Linked DNA regions of Homo sapiens: all the other regions are linked to region 3. A link is an interaction called in ENCODE POLR2A ChIA-PET data of the cell type or tissue named here. Cell type or tissue: HepG2. All regions are shown on one strand. Region 1 overlaps PLEKHM3 (pleckstrin homology domain containing M3). Region 2 overlaps PLEKHM3 (pleckstrin homology domain containing M3). Region 3 overlaps PLEKHM3 (pleckstrin homology domain containing M3).

Evidence for each region. Peaks named below come from ENCODE experiments on the same cell type or tissue, not always from the same donor. Only the 100,000 strongest peaks of a DNase experiment are listed, where the experiment ranks them.
Region 1: POLR2A ChIA-PET joins it to region 3 with 15 read pairs; 3 of 35 experiments call an interaction of 5 or more read pairs at or near these places.
Region 2: POLR2A ChIA-PET joins it to region 3 with 33 read pairs; 2 of 35 experiments call an interaction of 5 or more read pairs at or near these places.

What each region holds. Positions count from the first base shown.
Region 1 is chr2:207,869,135-207,871,634 of GRCh38, forward strand. The region is part of intron 6 of PLEKHM3 (pleckstrin homology domain containing M3); the gene reads right to left. Among named protein-coding and RNA genes, the nearest start is that of FZD5, 100 kb to the left of the region's middle. In HepG2, no CTCF peak of the experiment used is centred here; a DNase peak (open chromatin) is centred at 1,357; H3K4me3 peaks cover 854 bases.
Region 2 is chr2:207,846,877-207,849,376 of GRCh38, forward strand. All of the region lies in intron 7 of PLEKHM3 (pleckstrin homology domain containing M3), which reads right to left. Among named protein-coding and RNA genes, the nearest start is that of FZD5, 78 kb to the left of the region's middle. RefSeq lists an enhancer at 2,297-2,500. In HepG2, a CTCF peak has its summit at 1,256; DNase peaks (open chromatin) are centred at 455, 1,145 and 1,855; H3K4me3 peaks cover 1,206 bases.
Region 3 is chr2:207,925,277-207,927,776 of GRCh38, forward strand. The region is part of intron 5 of PLEKHM3 (pleckstrin homology domain containing M3); the gene reads right to left. Among named protein-coding and RNA genes, the nearest start is that of PLEKHM3, 99 kb to the right of the region's middle. In HepG2, no CTCF peak of the experiment used is centred here; a DNase peak (open chromatin) is centred at 1,165; H3K4me3 peaks cover 323 bases.

The DNA.
Region 1 (2,500 bases), 56 kb before region 3:
TTATAACAACCCCTCAAAAAGTCAAAAGGACACTTCATCTTTAGCATTAGAAGGCTGGTAGTTTTTAGTTAAACCAGGCGGTCATTTGGTAATATGACTAGTGATAGTGAAACAGACCTGAGATGAGGTTTAGTTATCTCTATTTATTCCCTCAAAGGGCATGTCTACGTGAACAAAATCATGACAGTGTAATTAGAAGGAAACGTGTAGCTCTTCCCCCATTTCCTTGCTTCCCTGCACTCAACCTCCTTTCCCTTTCTCCATATACCAAATTGCCCTATCTCCTTGAGAAAAGGCAGATGTCCAAAATAGGGTGAAAGTTTGTTTCTGTTTTCCATTAAACTTAATGTCTTGTACTAAGGAAGGTACTAGTCTGATTTATTTACTTGGGGAGTGTGTATATATGACTATTTCAGAGGTGTTATACTAACTGGGTATTCAAAGAATACACATTTTCATTTGTAACAAAATTAGGTCACTTTATTGCCCTGTAACACAAAGACAAAATGTAGCATCAAGCTTGTATCGGCTTCCAGATTTTGCTATTTTTCCACCTTTGCAGTCTGTCTATAAATTCTTTTCACCATCATTTTAGGTACTTCTAGAACTCAAGGAACTGCCAAATATCACTTTCCACCATCCAGTCCCTGACAAATATGTCAAATATGCTTACCCTTCTTGTGTGAAAGAAGCCCATGAAATCTGCCTGGTTGAACTTCCAGCTCAGGGATACACACATTTTGCCTCCCTCTTCTATTCTGGTCAAGATGGTCAGCATTGGAATTTGAGGCCTATGGCTTTCTTGCAGACTAAGACAACAGACTTTATTTGATTTACTTTCTTGCAGACCAATCAAAAATTACAATTAAGTTAAAAAATAACCTAGTGCTGCCTTCCCCAAACCACAGTTTCAGAAACAGCTGCTTATTACTCATGTGTGGCACCAGGAAATTGCAGTGTCATGTTCAAGGTCTGCAGCCAATAGAGATCTGTGGGATTGGGAAAAGGGCACAAATGATTCTTTTATGTTGGTTACCTTCACTCCCTCAGCACCACCACAAAATTCAAAATTTATGGGGGGCGGAGAAGACAGAGAACTAGTAACCTGGGCAAGAAAAAAGAGAGGAAAAAGCTCTTTCTCATCAAATTTCCTTATGCATTGGCTAATTCCTTCCCTCTGATTTGTCAATTTACCTTCCATTTCAAAACAAGCTTCCTTAGCCATTGTGTAACATCTAGATTTGGAGCGACTGTCGGGAATGCTTTGGTGAAGAGGGCTGCTGCACTTGACAAACAACTCCGTCTCTGAAAGTCTAACCAAAAGACCCAATTCACAGTGAACGGTCACCTGCCACTCACTAGGAACAGGCTGGCTTGACGAAATGGAAGAATCAACATTGTCACACATTGTGAAATAATTTCCCATATAGTTCAGTTGCATTTGCCTGGCCAGACAACCATGAAAGGTTGCATTTTGTTTCTAGGGTCATTTCTCAGTTCATTTAATAGGTGGGTAGAGTGAAGTCTAGTGGCCTTGGCCAGGTGAGTTCATGGGAAGTTAGGAAAAAACAGCCTGTGGATTCTGCTCAAGCTTGAAAATCCTAACACACCTCACGAGACTATTCTGAATCCTCAATTTTAAATTTTACTTCTCTTACTCATCAATCCTTAAAAATAGAAAATGAAAAGTAAGCTGGATGTGGGGGCTGATGCCTGTAATCCCAGCACTTTCGGAGGCCAAGGTGGGAGGATCACTTGAGCCTAGGAGTTCCAGACCAGCCTGGCAATGAAGTGAGATCCCTATCTCTGTAAAAAATTAAAAAATTAGCCGATTGCAGTGGTATGCACCTGTAGTCCAAGCTACTTAGGAGGCTGAGGTGGGAGGATCCCTTGAGCCCAGGAATTTGAGGCTGCAGTGAACTACGAGCTATGATTGGGCCACTGTGCTCTAGCCTGGGTGACAGGGCGAGACCCCATCTCAAAATAAATAAATATCACCAAAGTATATGGGATATTCCTATTTCAAAAAGTTGTTCAAAACTCCATTTTCCCATAATTAACCTTTGAGCTCCTTATCATGGCTCAATGCTGGGATGTTTGTACATAAACATAGAAGTGTCTCTTTTCTAATTAGCTGCTCCTCACCCTCCCCAATCCATTATGGGACTACTCTAACAAGACTTAAATTTTGGCTAATCAAGCACTTTACTGAGGGTGGATTGTGATGCCACCAATTAGCTCTTATCTGATCCTCTCCCAAAGGTGATAATTTCTGCTTAGAGCTGGGAAACTATGTGATAGTTTAATCTGGTTTAATGCAATTGGGTAGATTTATGAGTGGCCACCATCACTCCTATCAAATTACATTTTGCTCTCTGCTGGAAACTAGGTCTTAGGGAATAAAAGATTTAAAAAATTTCAATTTCATTTTTCTCAGTGGCTAGAATGGCAAAGATGAAACCGAGAAGGCACATTTCTTATCCAGAAAAATATATGGGAT
Region 2 (2,500 bases), 78 kb before region 3:
ATGTGTAGAAAAATGGAGAAATAATGGAGAATATTTTCTTTAATTTTCTGTACTTTTCAAATTTTCTATAATAAATATCAATTAGTTTTATAGTTAGAAAGTTAAAATGAGTTAAACGATGAACAATTCCTCTTTAAACAGCAAAAAATTAAGCTGTCTGAAATGCTTAAAGCTAAGATGATCAATACAATATTAACCAGATACCTAACTAGAAGCTTGGTAAGAAATGTGTCTAGGTGACAGCCATCTATTCAAGTGACCAAATGGCCTCAAAACACAATGGTGGCTTCAGCAGCTAGGACTGTGTTTATAAATGCACCATATTTATCAAGTGGCTTAATGGCATAAAGGGTCAGGTCAGCCCTGAGGTTTTCACAGAAGTCTCAGTTATGTTAGCAGACATTCTGAAACATTTTGACATGTGAATACAGAAGCCACCAGGCCAAGGTGAAATGTTATTTACCAAGTTACTCTTTGACTAAAGTTTAAAATCCAGAAAAACTAGCATTGTGCTGAAGAGTTTTCATTAAAGAAAACTGTCATTGACACAATAAACACATTTAAGAGTGGGCAGTCAGAGCTGAAGAAGGGTCAAATTCCATCTGGGGAGTCATCACCCTGCCTCTGCCATGCACACGACATGTGAGCTGTCTGGGCTTCAAGTTTCCCACCCCCAAAATGTCTAAAGGGTCCCCACAGTCCCTTCTATCTCTATTAGTTTATAATTCTAAAACACAAGCGAGAGTCTGGTCCTCCACCATTGGTATTAGAGAACCACTGAGAAAGTTCCTCAAAATGTTCCTCTTCAACACCAGAGAAAGAAAAGAACGATTAGAAACAAACAGCTCCTCTGAAAAGGTACTCTACAGAGGAGCAGAAGTTTCCTTTAGCTGCTTCTAGGATCCCACACCTCACTGCAATACTCACTGAGTGGCTGCTTCCCAAGAAAAGCCACAGAAAGGAAATATCATTAAAAAATGGCATATACATTGGGGGAAGCTACTCCCTCCCTGAAGACCGGCCTAGCCAAGGCTGTTGTTCTCTATTGTTGAACAGGATGTAACAAGACTGCCAAGCGCAGCCCACAAACCTGCTAATTAGGTGCCCTGACAGTGTTTGTTTTGGAACCATTTACCAACAAAGGAATGTGTCAGGCTGATTAGGGAGAAAAGGGTATGTAATGTATGTGTATTTGAGTCCAGATGAGGGCATAATCCAGGTATTTAGTCTGTTTGTGCAAGGACTCACAAAAACAAAGGCCGAGCAAATAGGAAGCCACGGGGAAAGCCCAGCTTCTGGGCAGTGCTTCTCTCCCCTTCTCCTCTGGAGTTTTGTTCCACCTGCCTCCATCCCCACCCCTTCCCCACCAAAAAATTTTGCCTAAACACTTAACATGAAAGTCTCTTTCAAAAAGTGACAAACTACAGCTGGTTCCTCAGAAAAATGAAAGAGTCTTTGTAAGGTTACTGACACATCTGGGGCTTGATGGTTTTTTTGGCAGGTAAGTAAGTGACAACTTTAGGCAAAATCATCTCCACATTCAGCCTCCATGGAGCCTTCTCCATGCACTGTGCCCAGGGGCAAATCTAAGGGCAACAGGGCAACAGAAAACACAGCTCTTGATGGACTGATTGTTCAAGCTGTGCTGAGAACAATTAGGCATCTCAGCACCATCTATGGGAAGAAGTAGTTCCACATTTTATAATAAAGCAGGTTCCTTCTTTTTAAACAAGCCTTTATATGGTTTGAGTACAATTAGGCATTTGAAGCTTCATGTGTACATGAGGCTTAAAGAAGGGAAGAAAGTGCCAAGGCAAAGAACAAAGTCCATGCCCCAACAAGTTTAGGTCCTCAGGAGCAGGGTGGTATGGATTGCAGTGAAACGCAAAATGACAAAGACCAATTCAAAACGTTGAGCGTGTTGGGAGGAGTCTCCATGTTCTTCAGGACAAGCTGGACATTTCTGAAGTCCGGCCAGATGGATGAAAGCAATGGGGCTTGGACTAAGTTTCATGGGAGGCTGCCTTTTTTGGTAAGATTACCTGACAAAATAGATTTTAAAAATGAAAAAGCGGATAAACCCTGTTAGAAGCTCATCTGCTATGCACTTTTCCATGAGGCTGATGTTTGTTCTCAAGACTGATGTAGAAAATATTCTTTAAATGTGTGCAGACTGGCTGGGCGTGGTGGCTCATGCCTGTAATCTTGGCACTTTTGGAGGCCGAGGCGGGCGGATCACTGGAGGCCAGGAGTTCGAGACCAGCCTGGCCAACATGGCGAAACCCCATCTGTACTAAAAATACAAAAACTAGCCGGGCATGGTGGTGCACACTTGTAATCCCAGCTACTCAGGGGGCTAAAGCTGGAGAATCGCTTGAACCCGGGAGGTGGAGGTTGCAGTGAGCCGAGATCCTGCCACTGCACTCCAGCCTGGGCCACAGAGCGAGACTGTCTCAAAAAAAAAAAGTGTACAGACTAGATGTAGTAGCAGAGTATGCTA
Region 3 (2,500 bases):
GCCAGAGTCCGCATCTCATAACTTCTACTGATCCTGTGTGCTCTGCACAGAAAGGTGTGGCAATTCCCTGAATCCCAGGCTCTTGGATGCCTCCAGGCTCATCTTCCTTTTGCCTCTTCTCCCCTGTTCACCTCCTGGCTCCTCCTGAATTATGATCTGCTTAAAATAAAAGTTATAGCAGCTAATATTTCCTGAGAGCTTGCTCTGTTCTGGGCATTAAATCCCTGAATCCTCGCACTTTCCTTATGAGGTGGTATTGTCTCCAGGTGAGAAAACTGGCTCTGAAAGCTAACAGAGACAGAAATGAGCTCTGAGCTCAGGCCGTCCAACTTAACGCAGAGTTTATAATAAACCACCTCCATTTGTGTCCTCACTTTTTTCTTTTTTCTCAGTTTGCCCCACCTGGGCTTGGTAACCCAGCTCTAATCTTCAGCTTTGTGGTGAGGCTGCTGCTCCAGGTAATGGTCCCTCCCTCAAATCACTGTACCGCAACTGCCTGAGGGGCGCATTGTAATGGCCTAGCCCAAGCCTTAGGACACCCCAACACATCTTCTGAGGAACTTTGAAGTCGACCTGGTGTTATTTCCTCTAGTTCTACAGGACTCTTCATGTCTGTCTTTTGAGAGAACCACATCTAGACATTCGGCATCCTTTGAGATGAACTTCCTGACCGAGTTACGGATCTAGTATCTGAGACATCGACAAACTCTGTTCTTAATATTTAATTACATGGCCTTGGGGTTAAAACCTCGAATGCCTAGGCCCAGGGAACCACCATAAACGAATTAAATGGGCTGGAGATGAGAAAAACAGGGCAGCAATGTGTTATATGCCAAGTGGCACTGGGTTTGGGGAGACAAACTAGAGCAGAAGAAGTTATGGCAAAGTGGCAAGTCAAGTGTCTAAAGCTGATCTCTGCTACACAGAATGAGGGAAGTTCTGTGTAATCAGAACTCATTTCCCAAGAGAAACCAGAAAGCTTCACTTTGTGTGTGCATGAAAACTCCTGATTTTTTTAAAGTTGGCAACTATTTCACAATTTCAAAACTTTGTGGGGCCATCCCTGTGAGGCCAAACAAAACATGTCTGCTGGCCAAATCTGGCCTTGAGGTGACACATTCTACCGTGCCTGTGTGTGACACATCCTGCTGTTCCTGTGTTCAGCAAGAGCTGAGGCTCTTCCTAGCAGTTCTTAACGTCCCTCCCAGAAATTTCCCTAACAGCTGCTGATCCGGATGTGTCCTGACATTGCCATGTATGCCCAGATTTTCCACAGAGTTCTTCATGCACCTTCATGTGTGGACACTGTAAATAATTCTTCTCATGAAAAGTTAACTAGACCTTGAACTAATTCAGCAGGACCGCCATCTGGGAGTCCTCAGAAACAGTGAATTGTCAGCACTGTAAACATTTTAAGCTTCGGGGAGGACACTGACTTTTTCTAAACTAATCACCCCTGCCAGTCAAGATGTGCAGTGTGGGTTCAAGAACAAGGCGTTCATTTAACAACAATAACAAAAACAGTGAGGATGAATACCGGACAGCCATCATAATGAAAGGCCTAAAAGCAAACTATGACTTCCCTAATAAGGCGACGGCCAAAGCTGGCTCCCTGGCGGTCGAGCGCTAATACAATTAATCAGTCTGTTTTCAGTTTTCTCACGACAGCAATATTAACAGTTTGCTTTATTCTGTTTATATGGTGCTGACAGGTCTTCGGCATGTTGCGCCTACTTGCTGGAGATTAATGGCCACTCTCATATTGAGGTAAAAACCAGGCAGGAAGAGAATGCCTTTTACGACTAGATAAGAACTGGATTCTCTTGCTTTTTTTTGTTCCCCATCAACTCCTCCCTCTTTCAGTTTCTATCAGGGATATATGAGATTAGTTAAGTCCAGCAAGTTCACCTCACTGTTTAAACTCCCCCACTTTAGATGTCGTATCCTCAGGTAAAACAAAGGGAGCCTTAAATATTGATTTTGGATAAACTCATTACATATAAAGGTATTGGTGACTAACTTTGTTTTTAAGAAGTCAGATTCAGCCTGGGCAACATGGTGAAAGCCCGTCTCTACTAAAAATACAAAAATTAGCCAGGTGTGGTGGCATAGGCCTGTAATCCCAGCCACTCAGGAGGCTGAGGCAGGAGAATCGCTTGAACCCAGGAGGCAGAGGCTGCAGTGAGCCGAGATCATGCCACTGCACTCCAGCCTGGGCGATAGAGTGAGACTCTGTCTCAAAAAAAAAAAAAAAAAAAAAGAAGTGTGGCTGGCTGGGTGTGGTGGCTCACACCTATAATCCCAGCACTTTGGGAGGCTGAGGCAGGCGGATCACCTGAGGTCAGGAGTTCGAGACCAGCCTGGCCAACATGGTGAAACCCCGTCTCTACTAAAAATACAAAAATTAGCCAGGCGTGGTGGCACATGCCTGTAATCCCAGCTACCCAGGAGGCTGAGGCAGGAGAATTGCTGGAACCTGGGAGGCAGAGGTTGCAGTGAG